2 separate regions of the Homo sapiens genome follow, and region 2 is linked to region 1. A link is an interaction called in ENCODE POLR2A ChIA-PET data of the cell type or tissue named here. Cell type or tissue: OCI-LY7. All regions are shown on one strand. Each heading gives the region's core, and the rest is flanking DNA. Links, peaks and the distances in the headings are about the cores only. Region 1 has its middle 9.3 kb from the start of TNFSF9. Region 2 overlaps PTPRS (protein tyrosine phosphatase receptor type S).

What was found. Peaks named below come from ENCODE experiments on the same cell type or tissue, not always from the same donor. Only the 100,000 strongest peaks of a DNase experiment are listed, where the experiment ranks them.
Region 2: POLR2A ChIA-PET joins it to region 1 with 6 read pairs; 1 of 35 experiments calls an interaction of 5 or more read pairs at or near these places.

What each region holds. Positions count from the first base shown.
Region 1 is chr19:6,518,181-6,525,332 of GRCh38, forward strand. No RefSeq gene overlaps it. Among named protein-coding and RNA genes, the nearest start is that of TNFSF9, 9.3 kb to the right of the region's middle. RefSeq lists enhancers at 1-63, 3,911-4,160. In OCI-LY7, for the core only: no CTCF peak of the experiment used is centred there; DNase peaks (open chromatin) are centred at 2,341, 3,931, 4,291 and 5,209; H3K4me3 peaks cover 1,200 bases; H3K27ac peaks cover 4,000 bases.
Region 2 is chr19:5,286,185-5,292,066 of GRCh38, forward strand. PTPRS (protein tyrosine phosphatase receptor type S) reads right to left here. Exons shown (of 38, transcript NM_002850.4): 2 at 1-50. Among named protein-coding and RNA genes, the nearest start is that of PTPRS, 52 kb to the right of the region's middle. In OCI-LY7, for the core only: CTCF peaks have their summits at 3,592 and 3,796; DNase peaks (open chromatin) are centred at 2,047 and 3,607; H3K4me3 peaks cover 1,720 bases; H3K27ac peaks cover 2,793 bases.

The DNA of each region.
Region 1 (7,152 bases), core at 1,487-5,486:
CCAGCACCGTGAGCTGCCTCTTCATGCTCTTGGAAGGGGTCGCTGGGTCTGCCCCAAGTCTGCCTGGGTCTTCCCCAACCCTGACTCCTCCTTCCACTGCCCTCAACAGGGAAACACCATTTCCTGCCTTTGATGTCACTAGGTACAAAAAGTTTCCTTCCTCCAAGTGGCTCTGGCCACTGGTTTCTTTCTGCGTGTGTGAAAGCTGGCCACGATTCTGTGCTTAATGTTAAAACAAAAAGAATAAAACAAAGCAAACAAAACGAACCCATGGAAAATGCAAGCATGCAAAATCATACACCATGAAACATCCACATCTTCTCACCCCAATACCCTCAATTTTTGCACATCTTTCTGAAATGTTTTATACAAACCTATTTCTGCTCTGAAACCCAAAGCGTGCATTCTGCACATAGCAGCCTGCACCTTGCTTTCGTTTCTTTTTTTCCTCACTTGGTTATTCTTTTAAAGGTTTTTTTTTGTTCCCCCGAGACAGAATCTCACTCTGTTGCCTAGGCTGGAGTGCAGTGGCATGATGATCTCGGCTCACTGCAGCCTCTGCCTCCTGGGTTCAAGTGATTCTCCTGCCTCAGCCTCCTGAGTAGCTGGGATTACAGGCATGCGCCACCACACCTGACTAATTTTTGTATTTTTAGTCGAGATGGGGTTTCCCCATGTTGGCCAGGCTGGTTTCGAACTCCTGACCTCGTGATCCACCTGCCTGGACCTCCCAAAGTGCAGGGATTACAGGCGTGAGCCACCATGCCCAGCCTCTTTTTTTTTTTTTTTTTTTTTGAGATGGAGTCTCACTCTGTTGTCAGGCTGGAGGGCAGTGGTGTGATCTCGGCTCACTGCAACCTCCACCTCCCCGGTTTAAGCGATTCTCCTGCCGCAGCCTCCCGAGTAGCTGGGACTACAGGGGCCCGACACCACGCCCAGCTAATTTTTGTATTTTTAGTGGAGACGGGGTTTCATTATGTTGGCCAGGATGGTCTCGATCTCTTGACTTCGTATCTGCCCGCCCCCGCCTCCCAAAGTGCTGGGATTACAGGTGTGAAGCACCGCACCCGGCCGCCTAGCCCCCTTTAAAGGTTTTGTAAACCATCTGCCCAAAAAAGCAATTACATAGAATAATCACGCCAAATTTTCAACCTAAAGTTCAAACAGGACAGAGACTCAACCTGATGGGTAAGGCCCATTTCACACTAAAAACCTTAATCTTTGAAAGAGTAGAGGAGGCAAAGTCTGAGTGCCTTGTTCTCTTAGCCCTTGGAGATCTCTGTCAAGAGATGACTCAGACATGTTTTTAATTTTTAAACCGATTCTGTGAGTAATAACCTGGCAGTTTTCCTTCTGATGACCAATGCAGTTATTTTCATCTTCAACAATTTTGCACCACATATTCCTGCCTGCCCCTTGTTTTTATTTATTTATTTTTGTTTTTTTGTTTATTTTGTTTTGTTTTGAGACTGAGTCTCTCTCTGTCACCCAGGCTGGAGTGCAGTGGCATGATCTCAGCTCACTGCAACCTCTGCCTCCCGGGTTCAAGCGATTCTCGTGCCTCAGCCTTCCGTGTAGCTGGGATTACAGGCGCCCACCACCATGCCCAGCTAATTTTTGTTGTATTTTTAGTAGAGACAAGGTTTCACCATGTTAGCCAGGCTGGCATGACCCACTGCACCTGGCCTTTTTTTTTTTTAGACAAGTCTTGCCCTGTCACCCAGGCTGGAGTGCAATGGCGTGACCTCAGCTCACTGCAACTTCCACCTTCCGGGTTTAAGGGATTCTCCTGCCTCAGACTCCCGAGTAACTGGCATTACAGGTGTGGACCACCACGCCTGGCTAATTTTTGTATTTTTAGTAGAGACGGGGTCTCACTATATTGCCCAGGCTAGTTTTGAACTCCTGAGCTCAAGTGATTCGCCCCCCTCAGCCTCCCAAAGTGCTGGGATTACAGGTGTGAGCCCCCGGCCATGCCTTCCTTTTTGCCCAAACAAGATCAACCCATGTACACAGTCACGTGGAGGCACCACACTCTCAGCCCACTGGCAGCAATGATGGCTGGTCCTATTGAGCACCTGCTGTATGCCAGGCACTATTCTGGCTCCCTGATTCTGGACAACAGTCCCACAAGGTGGTCACTGGTGTTAGTCTCATTTCATATACGGGGAAACTGAGGCACAGAGAGATGGAGAGATTTCAAGGTCATGTAGCCAGCAGAGGCAGAGCTGGGATTTGAAGCCAAGTGAGTCAAATCCTATGCTCTGGTGCTGCTCAACTGGAAACACATCGATGCCCGCATGCATCCTCCTGAGTACACAGTATCACATCAGAGACACTCAGTCCCAGAGTAGCAGGATGTGTGCCTCAACTTCACAAAGCTCACTTGCTGTGCACAATCATACCTTGCAAGCTGGGAGTGGTGGTTCCTGCCTCTAATCCCAGCACCCTGGGAGGCTGAGACGGGAGGATCTCTTGAGGAAATGCTGTGGTCGTTTCCTCAACTTCAGGAGTTCCAGACCAGTCTAAGCGAGAATGTACCTTGCAACTCTTTTTTTTTTTTTTTTTTTTTTGAGACGGAGTTTTGCTCTGATGCCCAGGCTGGAGTGCAGTGGCACAATCTCGGCTCACTGCAACCTCTGCCTCGTGGGTTCAAGTGATTCACCTGCCTCAGCCTCCCAAGTAGCTGGGATGACAGGCGCCCGCCACTGCGCCCAGCTAATTTTTTTGTATTTTTAGTAGAGACGGGGGTTTCACCATGTTGGCCAGGCCAGTCTCGAACTCCTGACCTCAGGTGATCTGCCTGCCTAGGCCTCCCAAAGTGCTGGGATTACAGGCGTGAGCCACCATGCCTGGCCTGTACCTTGCAACTCTTACACAAAACCCCAGGTGCACACACTCGGGTGCCAGTCTGTGTTTTCCAGAGACCTGGATGTAGCTTTTCCAGCTACTCGACTCATTTGGATGATGTAATTCCCCTCTCTGTGTCTCTTTTCTCCTCAACATGTGTAAACACTCCTTTATGGCTCTAGATCAATCTCAGGCTGGGTGTTCATGCCTGTAATCCCAGCATTTTTGGGAGGCCAAGGCAGGAGGATCACTTGAGTTCAGGAGTTGGAGACCAGCCTGGGGAATATAGCGAGACCCCGTCTTTAAAAAAAAAAAAAAAAAAAAAAAAAAAAAGGCCTGGTGCTGTGGCTCATGCCTGTAATCCCAGCACTTTGGGAGGCCGAGGCGGGAAGATCACGAGGTCAGGAGACCAGCCTGGCTAACATAGTGGATCCCTGTCTCTACTAAAAATACAAAAAATTAGCTGGGCGTGGTGGTGGGTGCCTGTAATCCCAGCTGCTTGGGAGGCTGAGGCAGGAGAATCGTTTGAAGCTGGGAGGCGGAGGTTGCAGCGAGTTGAGATCACGCCACTGCACTCCAGCCCGGGCGACAGTGCGAGACTCCATCTCAAAAAAAAAAAAAAAAAAAAAAAAATAGCAGGGTATGGTAGTGTGCACCTGTAGTCCCAGCTATTAATACATGGGAGGCTGGGGCAGGAGGATTGGTTGAGCCCAGGAGTTCCAGACCAGCCTGGGCAACATAGTGAGACCCCATCTCTACAAGAAATAATAATAAGAATAATAAAATAGCTGAGTGTGGTGGCACGTGCCTGTAGTCCCAGCTACTCAGGAGACTGAGGTGGGAGGATCACTTGAGCCTGGGAGTTCAAGGCTGCAGTGAGTCATGATTATGCCACTGTACTCCAGCCTGGCCAATAGAGCGAGACCGTGTCTCAAAAAACAATAAGATGCACTTCACTCCACACTTTCCTTTCCTCTTTTCTTCAGTTCCATCTGGCCCCTAGCTCACTCCGTAGCTGTCTGACTCATGCAAATTGCTCCGCTCACACCACTAATGCTCTGTTAGGCTTCACTCTGCCCTGGGGTAGATAGAGGACCCAGGCCAGGTAAAAGTTAACCCTCGAAGAGGTCACTGGCTACATGATGGGAGACACACTACAAGGACCCTGAGAGGAGAAGATTGTTGCTGGGAAACAATCAAGGTGGACTTCCTGGGGGAGGAGTCTGTTCACTCAACCTCAGAGGCAGAAGAAGGAGGGCCCCCCTGGCACAGCCTGGGGTGCTGTCCCTTCCAACTACTTCCTGTGCAATCCCTCCCTCAAGGCCTGTGATGGTGAGGGTGGAGAGTGAGGCCCTTCCCCAGTGGGTGAGGAAAACCAGGGCCCACGCTTACTTCGAGGAGACAGCTGAGCACAGAGGTGTGACTCCAGCAAACGTGAGGTGCTAAGAGGGTGACGTTGAGTGCTCCACGGTGGGCGGGGCCGCCTGGCTCAGATGTCCCGACCACAGTGCGTCACGGCGCTCCCTGACTGCGGCCTGAGTCTTCCCCAGGCGTTGAGGTCTTGTTTCCCTTCCCTGGGGGGCATGTTCAGAGCTCCGCCAAGCCCCCCAGCACAGATAGGAGTTCAGACCAGTCACAGTGAGACCTTGGCCAAGAGACCTCACTTTCTGGAGTTTTAATTTCTGTGCCCACGTTTTAGGGATGATGTTGTACCACAGAGCTGTAGAGAAACGTCAGTGACCATCACAATGACAGGTTGCCTTTATTGAACATTTACTATGTGCTCGGCACGGTGCTCAGAGCAAGCTTTCCACTATTCTTTGAGATCCACTATGATTCCCATTTAACACATCTGAACAATGAGCTGAATCAGAGAAGTGAAGCAGCTTGCCCAAGATCACACAGCAAAAACTCCCACTCTTTCTCTCTCTTTTTTTTTTCTTTTTTTTTTTTGAGACAGAGTCTTGCTCTGTTGTCCAGGCTGGAGTGCAGTGGCACAATCCCCACTCACTGCAACCTCTGCCTCCCGCATTCAAGCGATTCTCCTGCCTCAGCCCCCCAAGTAACTGGGATTACAGGCATGTGCCACCATGCCCAACTAATTTTTTGTATTTTTAGTAGAGACGGGATTTCACCATGTTAATCAGGCTGGTCTCGAACTCCCGATCTCAGGTGATCCACCTGCCTCAGCCTCCCAAAGTGCTGGGATTACAGGCATGAGCCACCATGCCCAGCCTGTCTTTCTTTTTTTATTTTTGTTTTTATTTTAAAGACAAGGTCTTGCTCTTTTTTGCCCAGGCTGGAGTGCAGTGGTATGACCACAGCTCACTGGAACCTCTGCCTCCCCAGGTCAAGCGATCCTCCCACCTCAGCCTCTCTGAGTAGCTGGGACCACAGGTGTGTGCCATGACACCTGGCTAATTACTTTTCTTTTTTTTTTTTTGAGATGGAGTCTTGCTCTGTTGCCCAGGCTGGAGTGCAGTGGCGTGATCTTGGCTCACCACAACCTCTGCCTCCCGGGTTCAGGAGATTCTCCTGCCTTAGTCCGCCAAGTAGCTGGGACTACAGGTGTGTGCCACCATGCCTGGCTGATTTTTGTGTTTTTAGTAGAGATGGGGTTTCAGTATGTTGGCCCGGCCTTGTTTTTTTTTTCTTGTAGAGATGGGATCTTGCTATACTGCCCAGGCTGGTCTTGAACTCCTGGGTTCAAGCGATCCTCCTACCTTGGATTCCCAAAGTGTTCGGATTACAGGCATGAGCCACTGTGCCCATCCCACACAGCCAGAACTCTGAAGAGCTGGAATTGAAGACTCCACAGGCAGCAAACATTTTTCTGAAAAGGACCAGACAGTAAATATTTTGGGCTTTGTGAGCTAGTCAGTCCCTTTTCACAACTCTTCAACTCCACCATAGTGTCAGGAAAGCCACCATAGACAATACGGAATGAAGGGAGGATCACTTGAGCCTGGGAGTTCGAATGAATGAAGGCCAGGTGCGGTGGCTCAGGCCTGTAATCCCAGCACTTTGGGAGGCCAAAGAGGTGGATCAGGAGGTCAGGAGATCAAAACCGGCCTGGCCAAGACGGTGTAAACCCTGTCTCTACTAAAAACATAAAAATTAGGCATGGATGCGGGTGCCTGTAATGCCAGCTACTCAGGAGGCTAAGGCAGAGAATTGCTTGAACCTGGGAGGCAGAGTTTTCAGTGAGCCGAGATCATGCCATGGCACTCCAGCCTGGGCGACAGGGCGAGACTCCATCTCAAAACAAAAACAAAAACAAAAACAAAACCAGAAAAGACAATATGGAATGAATGAGTGTGGCTGTGTGCCAGGCACACTTTATTTATGGACAGTAAATGGGAAAGTCATATCATTTGCACATGTCAGGAAATGTTATTTTTCTTTTGACATTTTTCCAGACATTCAAAAACAAAAACAATTAAGTGAAAGGATCTTCATCTACAAGGCTGTACAAAAACTGGCAGTGGGCCATATTTAGCTTTTGGCTGGAGTTTGCTGATCCTGGCTCTAGAGTGTTCTTAACCTTTATGCTATAATTATTTCTCTTTTCATTTTTTTTTTTTTTTTTTTTGAGATAGGGTCTCACTCTGTCACCCAGCCTGGAGTGCAGTGGTGCGATCCTAGCTCACTGCAGCCGCAACCTTCTGGTTTCAAGTGATCTTCCAACTCAGCCTCCTAAGTAGCTGGGACTACAGGCATGAGCCACCATGCCCAGTGGCATCAGGATCTTTAAATCTTTTTAAAATTAATTAAGTTTTTTTTTTTTTTGAGACAGAGCCTTGCTCTGTTGCCCAGGCTGGCGAGCAGTGGTGTGATCTCGGCTCACTGCAACCTCCGCCTCCCAGGTTCAAGCGATTCTCCTGCCTCAGCCTCCCGAGTAGCTGGGATTACAGGCATGCACCACCACACCCATCTAATTTTTGTATTTTTAGTAGAGACGGGGTTTCACCATGTTGGCCAGGCTGCTCTCGAACTCCTGGCCTTAAGTGATCCTCCTGCCTCGGCCTCCCAATGTGTAGGGATTACACGCGTGAGCCATCACGCCCGGCCTAGAGTGCTCTTAACCTTTATGCTATATTTCTTTCTCTTTTCCTTTTTTTATTTATTTTATTTATTTTTTAAAGATAGGATCTCGCTCTGTTGCCCAGGCTGGAGTGCAGTGGTACAATCATACCTCACTGCAGCCTTGACCTCCTGGGCTCAAGCAGTCCTCCCACCTCAGCTTCTTGAGTAGCTGGGAATACAGGCATGAGGCACCATGCTCAGCGACATCAGTATCTT
Region 2 (5,882 bases), core at 1-4,000, 1.2 Mb before region 1:
CCCGGTCCCTCACAGAGAGGCCTCGAGCCGAGCGTCAGATGGGGCAACGTCTGCAGAGACAATGGAGGGCTGTGAGAGGCGAGTGGGGAAATCCAGGAGACCTTCATGGAGGAGGCAGAGGGAGGGTCACATGGAGCAGGGGAGGGTCCTGCGGGGGCTGGTCATGGGACAATGGGGAAGGATCATGGGGTGATGGGATGGAATGAAAGTGCTGGGCCCTTGCTATAGAATTAAGGTGTCTCCCCCACAAAAAATCATATGTTGAAACCTAGTCCCCACTATGATGGTAACAGGAGATGGAGTGTTTGGGAAGTGACTAGGTCATGAGAGCAGAGACCTCATGAACGGGATTAGTGTCATAAAGGATCTCCCAGAAAGCTCCCTTGCCCTTTCTGCCACGTGAGGACACAGGGAGAAGATGCCTTCCACGAACCAGAAGATAGCCCTCACCAGACACCAAATCTGTGTTGCCTTGATCTTGGACTTCCCAGCCTCTAGAACTGTGAGGTACCAATTTCTGTCATTTATAAGCCACTTGGTCTGTGGTATTTGGCTACAGCAGCCCAAATGGACTAAGACAGCCTCCAACCACCAGCTAAACCCCAACCCCAGCATGAGTCCCCAACCCAGGCTGGGCCCCTGACTCAGACCAAGCCCCACACCAGGACTGAGGACCTGAGCCCCTGACTCAGACCAAGCCCCACACCAGGACTGAGGGGTGCTGAGCCCCAGTTTTCTCCAACTCACAGGCTGCTTCTCAGGAAGGAGGGGACTCCAGACTATGCTGCTGTCTGGCTCTAAAACCTGATCCCCCAGGTTATAAGACAAATCTCTTCCACACACCTGCCTGTCCCTGCCCTGCTCTAAGACCTCCCATGGCTCCCAGAGCCCCCAGGGGAAGCCACTCTTGCTGACTTCACTGTTTCCTCTCGCTTGGAGGTACAGCCAGGCCAGCCAAGCTCAGTCCCACCTCCAAGCCTTTGCTTCTGCTGTGCCCTCTGCCTGGAATGCTGTCCCCACCACATGACAGGTCTCAGCTTAGCTGTCACTTCCTCAGGAAACCCTTCTCTGCCCCTCAAAGGTCAATTCCCCCTACATTCTACATCCCGGAGCATCAGATATGACTAAGGTTATCCTCCGTGGTATTCACCCTGGTTCCCAAACTAAATGAAAAGATGTTAATCATTCAGCACGTTTCTCCCACAAGAACCTCAACTCCTCCAGGGCAGAAGGGTCCCTCGTCACATACCTTGAACCCTGGAATGGCCCCCTCCCCATCTCCCCAATCTCCACTCTGTCCAGAGCCAGGTCAGAGGGCCAGGGAGGGGAAGGGAGAGGCCCAAGGATAAGATCTTTGTTGCCTAGTCAGGCTGGCACCCATGCCAGCCCATGCCCTGGGCGGGTCCAGGCCGTGACCACAGGAACTGGTGGCGCATAATAACGGGGCAGCCCCTGTGATTCTGACTCCCAAAATACCCAGCTGCGGTCACCTCGCCCAGCCCTGGGGCGGTCCCAGGGGAAGGATGGGCGGGTAGTGGCCGGGTCACAGCCTAGGGTGACGAACGGGATTCGGGGGGCCTCAGTGTACATAGTTAGGCCACAGGCATACAGTCAGACCAGCCACAGAGAACGATGCCTGCTAAATCACGCCACAGACATACACAGATGCACACAGTCAAACCACCGATACACACCGACACACAGTCAGACTGCAAGCGGTTGCATATCTGCAAGAGACACAGAAACAAATGCATTCACACAGTCAGGCAGCAGAGACGGGCACACACACACACACACACACACACACACACACACACACACACACAATCAGGCAAATAAAACTTGCACATAGTCAGACCACAAACACAGACAGGCCCAAAATCAGACCACAGACATACACCAAGCCAGAAAAGATACACATAAGGGGTCATGGTGGGGCAGGCAGTACACATACACAGTTGGGTTACAGGGAACTGCAAACATGCAATTAGATCAGAGATACCTACAGGTGCACAAGCCGGTCAAAGTCACACGCAGACACAGGTGCCGGCACACTGTCAGACTATAGATAGGCCAGTCAGTCAGCAGACCACAGGTGCATGTGCCAGCCAGCCAAATAGAGATATGCAAAGTCAGATTCCCTTCCTACACACATATGTGCACACAGGCAGGCTACACAGACATGCACACACACAGTCAGACTCTAGGTACACCTTGCACACAACCAGTTGGGGACTGGGAAGATGAAGGAAATAAAGCCTAGAGCACAGTCCCTTACTCTGAGTCCCTGCCCTAGCCCTTTAAGAGCAAAAGTTGCCAACGAGGAAGGCGGTGGCCCCAGATGGAGAAAACAGCCTGTGGCCAGCTGGGGCTAGGGTGACCACAGCGGCTGGCCCTGCCCAGAAATGCACATCTGCTTGGCCACACTGAGGGGGCGAGGTCAGTCCCAGACCACTTTGAGCAGCTGGGCAGGCCTGCAGAGAGCCTCTGGGGAAACTGAGGCAGCATAGCAAACCTGAAGCTCAGAGGGCATGGGTAGGAGTCACTTGCACAGAGAGCCCAGGTGGGGCACATATATGGAGGGCCCCAGCCACAGCTGGCTCTCCCACATCCCACGAGGACCTCAGGGCAGCATCAGCCACCTTCTAAACCAGGCAGCCCTAATTACACCCTGGCTCCCACGGCAGAAGCCATGTTGGGCCCACACCTCCCTGATGTCTGCGCAGGATGGGGCTGAGTCAGGCACAGACAGGCAGGGCCTGGCCATGGACTCCCCCCAGATCCGCCACTCCAGCCTGTCAGGGGCAGGGACGAGGGGCTACAGTAACAGGAGCATTTGGGGCATTGGATGATGTATCAGGAATAGGGTGGTGGGAGGGGCCCAGGGAGTGGGGTTCAGACACTACCAAAGACAAAACATCCCGGGGTCCCTTAGGTGCCAATCCTCCCTAGGAGAACCTCCCATGATGGGGATAGGACCCTGCACACCCACAATCCTCCCACCGACTCCTGCTTCCACGAAAACCCCAGGCGTGAGGTCCTCTGCGAGGATTTGGGAGAGAAGATCCCTAGGTCCCATCAGCTCTGCCTTCAGAATCTGTCCCCAACCTGCCCACTTCTTACTCATTCTTCTGCCTCCACTTCTTCCAGCCCCATTGTCACCGACCTGGACAGATGTCGTCACCTCCATCGTGGTCTCCCAGCTCCCGCCCTTGTCCCTTGATCTGTTCCACTCACAGAAACCAGAAAGCATCTGCAAGCACCCGAGTCAGGGCTCGTCCTTCCTCTGCCCACAGCCCTCCATGGCTCCCACCTGCCTCGGGGTCAAAGCCCAAGTCCTTCCTGAGGCCCACCAGGTCCTGCACGACCTGCCCTGTCCCCTCCGTGCCCTCCCCTCCTCCCTTTCTCCCCCTCCTCCCTCTGCTCCAGCCGCATGGGCCTCCTTGCTATTTCTCCAACACCCCAAGTGCAGTCCAGTCCTGCCCCCGGGCCTTTGCGTGGGCCATTCCTGGATTTAATATTGGCTGAGGACCAAAAGGTGAATGGGAATTGGGGGCAAGGGTGTCTCTGCACTACAAACAGCATGAGGAAGAGCAAGGGGGCAGCACTGAGAGGTCCTAGGAGGGAGAGGGGGAGAGATGAGGACAGAGAGGTGCACATAGACTAGACCCACAGAGCAGCCAGGAGCCCTACGTGGCCCTGGGCAGGGAGGGAAATGGCCAGGTTGGTGCCAGGCCAACCCTCCACCATGTCCTCTTGCAAAAGGCAGCCTGGGCCACCAGCCTTGCCACTGCCAAGAAAGGGAAATTAAGTCAGGTGCAGTAATCTGCAAGCTCCCAGTAAATGACACGGCTGTTAGGAAAAGCATGGCAGCCCATGGTGGCCAGCGAGGCTGAGCCAGGGCTAGGGAGAAGGAGAGGGAGTGACCGCTGGACGCTGAACCCATGTGGGGCTCAGGGAGGGTCTCTGCCCGCCCCACCTGGCTCTCAGGGGCTGCACTGCCCACCACTAGCTCACGGCAGCTGGTCAGAGGCAGGCGCTTGACTTTTACAGATGAGGAAACTGAGGCTCACAGAAAAACAGGGACTCAGCCAAGGCCCCCAGCTGGGGTGGGACTTGGGTCTAGAGCCCACGTTTAATCTTGTGACTGTGTCTTTCTCTGGCCACTGCGAGATCTCTGGACAACTCTCTCTGGGACTGGTAGAGCCCGCTGGCCGCCTCTGGGGGCTCCCCCGCGGTGCTAATGGGGGGCGAGTGGGCACTCATTCCAACCAGGCGCCGGGGCATGGGTCACGCGATCTGGGAGCCGGCTTTGTGTGCCCACGCGGTCCAGGAAGCATAAAGGGGTGATTATGACCCAGGCCGGGCAGCAAACAGGCTGTGTCACCCGCACGAGGCGGGGGCTCCTCGGGCCAGAGGAGGCTCCCGGTGCCTCTCCCAGCCCAGGCTCCAGCTGTAGAGTCCATGCTGCCCTGTCCTGGGGCGGGAGTCTGGGGGCCTAGTCCTAACCCTCAGGGGCCATCCCATGGCCCCAGGGCAGGAGAAGCTGAGGCTGATTATGCCAGCAGTGGGACTCAGGGGAAAGACCCCTGACCCTGCACAATCTCTCCACCTTCACATCCACCCCCCACCCACAGCTCTCCCGTGCCACCGCCTGGAACGTCATTTCCAGGACTGGACCCTGGCCTCCAGCCTCCCTGGACACCTGGGTCACTCCCACATCCACTCAAGCAGGGACAGGCAGCGAGGGCCCCCCTGGGCAGCAAGCACAGGCTCTGTGGCCACTGGTGGGCTCAAGTCAGCTCTGGCCAAGCCACTGTCCCTCCCAGGGCGCCATTATCTCCCTATCAGGAAATGGGCTCAGGGAGGGGCTGGGTGGGGCTGGCCCTTCCCGGAACTGAAGTCCGGGGACCTGGCTTTAATTGACTATTGATTTGTATTGGGACGACGTGAAGGCTCAGGGCACTGTCCCCAGGGGTCCTGGTGGCCAGGAGTGGATGGGTGGGGCAGACAGGGAACCAGGCCCAGCCCTGGAGAGGGAAATCATTAAAGTCCACTGGGTGCCTCTGGGGTGCTGAGCCCCATTAAATGTTCTCTGTGTTTTCTGCTGTTTAACGGATTAGGAAACCGAGGCTCACCAAGGGTCCTGCATGGAGGAGGGGGCTGGGCTGGGTTAGGATTTGAGGCCAGAGCCCGGCTCTCAGTCGAGCCCAGAGTCCACATCCTCTGGGCGCCCAGGCTGCCAAAATTGCCCGTCAGTGTGTCCCCCATGCTGGCTTCATGGAACAACTTGAGACGCCAAGATCTGGGGGTACCCCTGCTTCTGCTCACACACCCACGGGGGCTCCCAGCTCCTGTGCTCGCTGCTCTGGGCCCTTCTTGATGTGACTGCATCCATCGTCTTCCCTACCCCCTCTTCCCGAAAGGTCCTGCAGTTCTCAGAATACACTGCCTCAGGTCTCTGAGCCTCTTCGCATGCAGGTCCCCCACCTGGCACACCCTTCCCCAGCTGGCCCATGGTCAGTTCATCCTGTAAGCTGCAGCCACGAGATGCCTCCACTCCAAGCTGAGCCCCGTTCCTCCTCTGCTCTAAAACCCTCCATGGCTCCCATCAACACGTATTAAAACTCAGACTGCTACCTCAGCCTCCAGAGCTGCCAGCCCGGCCTCTGCTGACCTCATCACGCCACAACCCCCCATGCCAGGCTTCCCTTGACACCTTGATCCCCCCCACTTGTGGCCCCTGGCTCCCACAGGGGTATTTACACACACTGTTCCTTCCACCCAGCATACCCTTTCACATCCTCATCAAATCTCAGCCCTCATACTTGTCCTCAGGGCTCAGCTGAGCTGTCACCTCTTCCAAGAAGCCCTCCTGGATG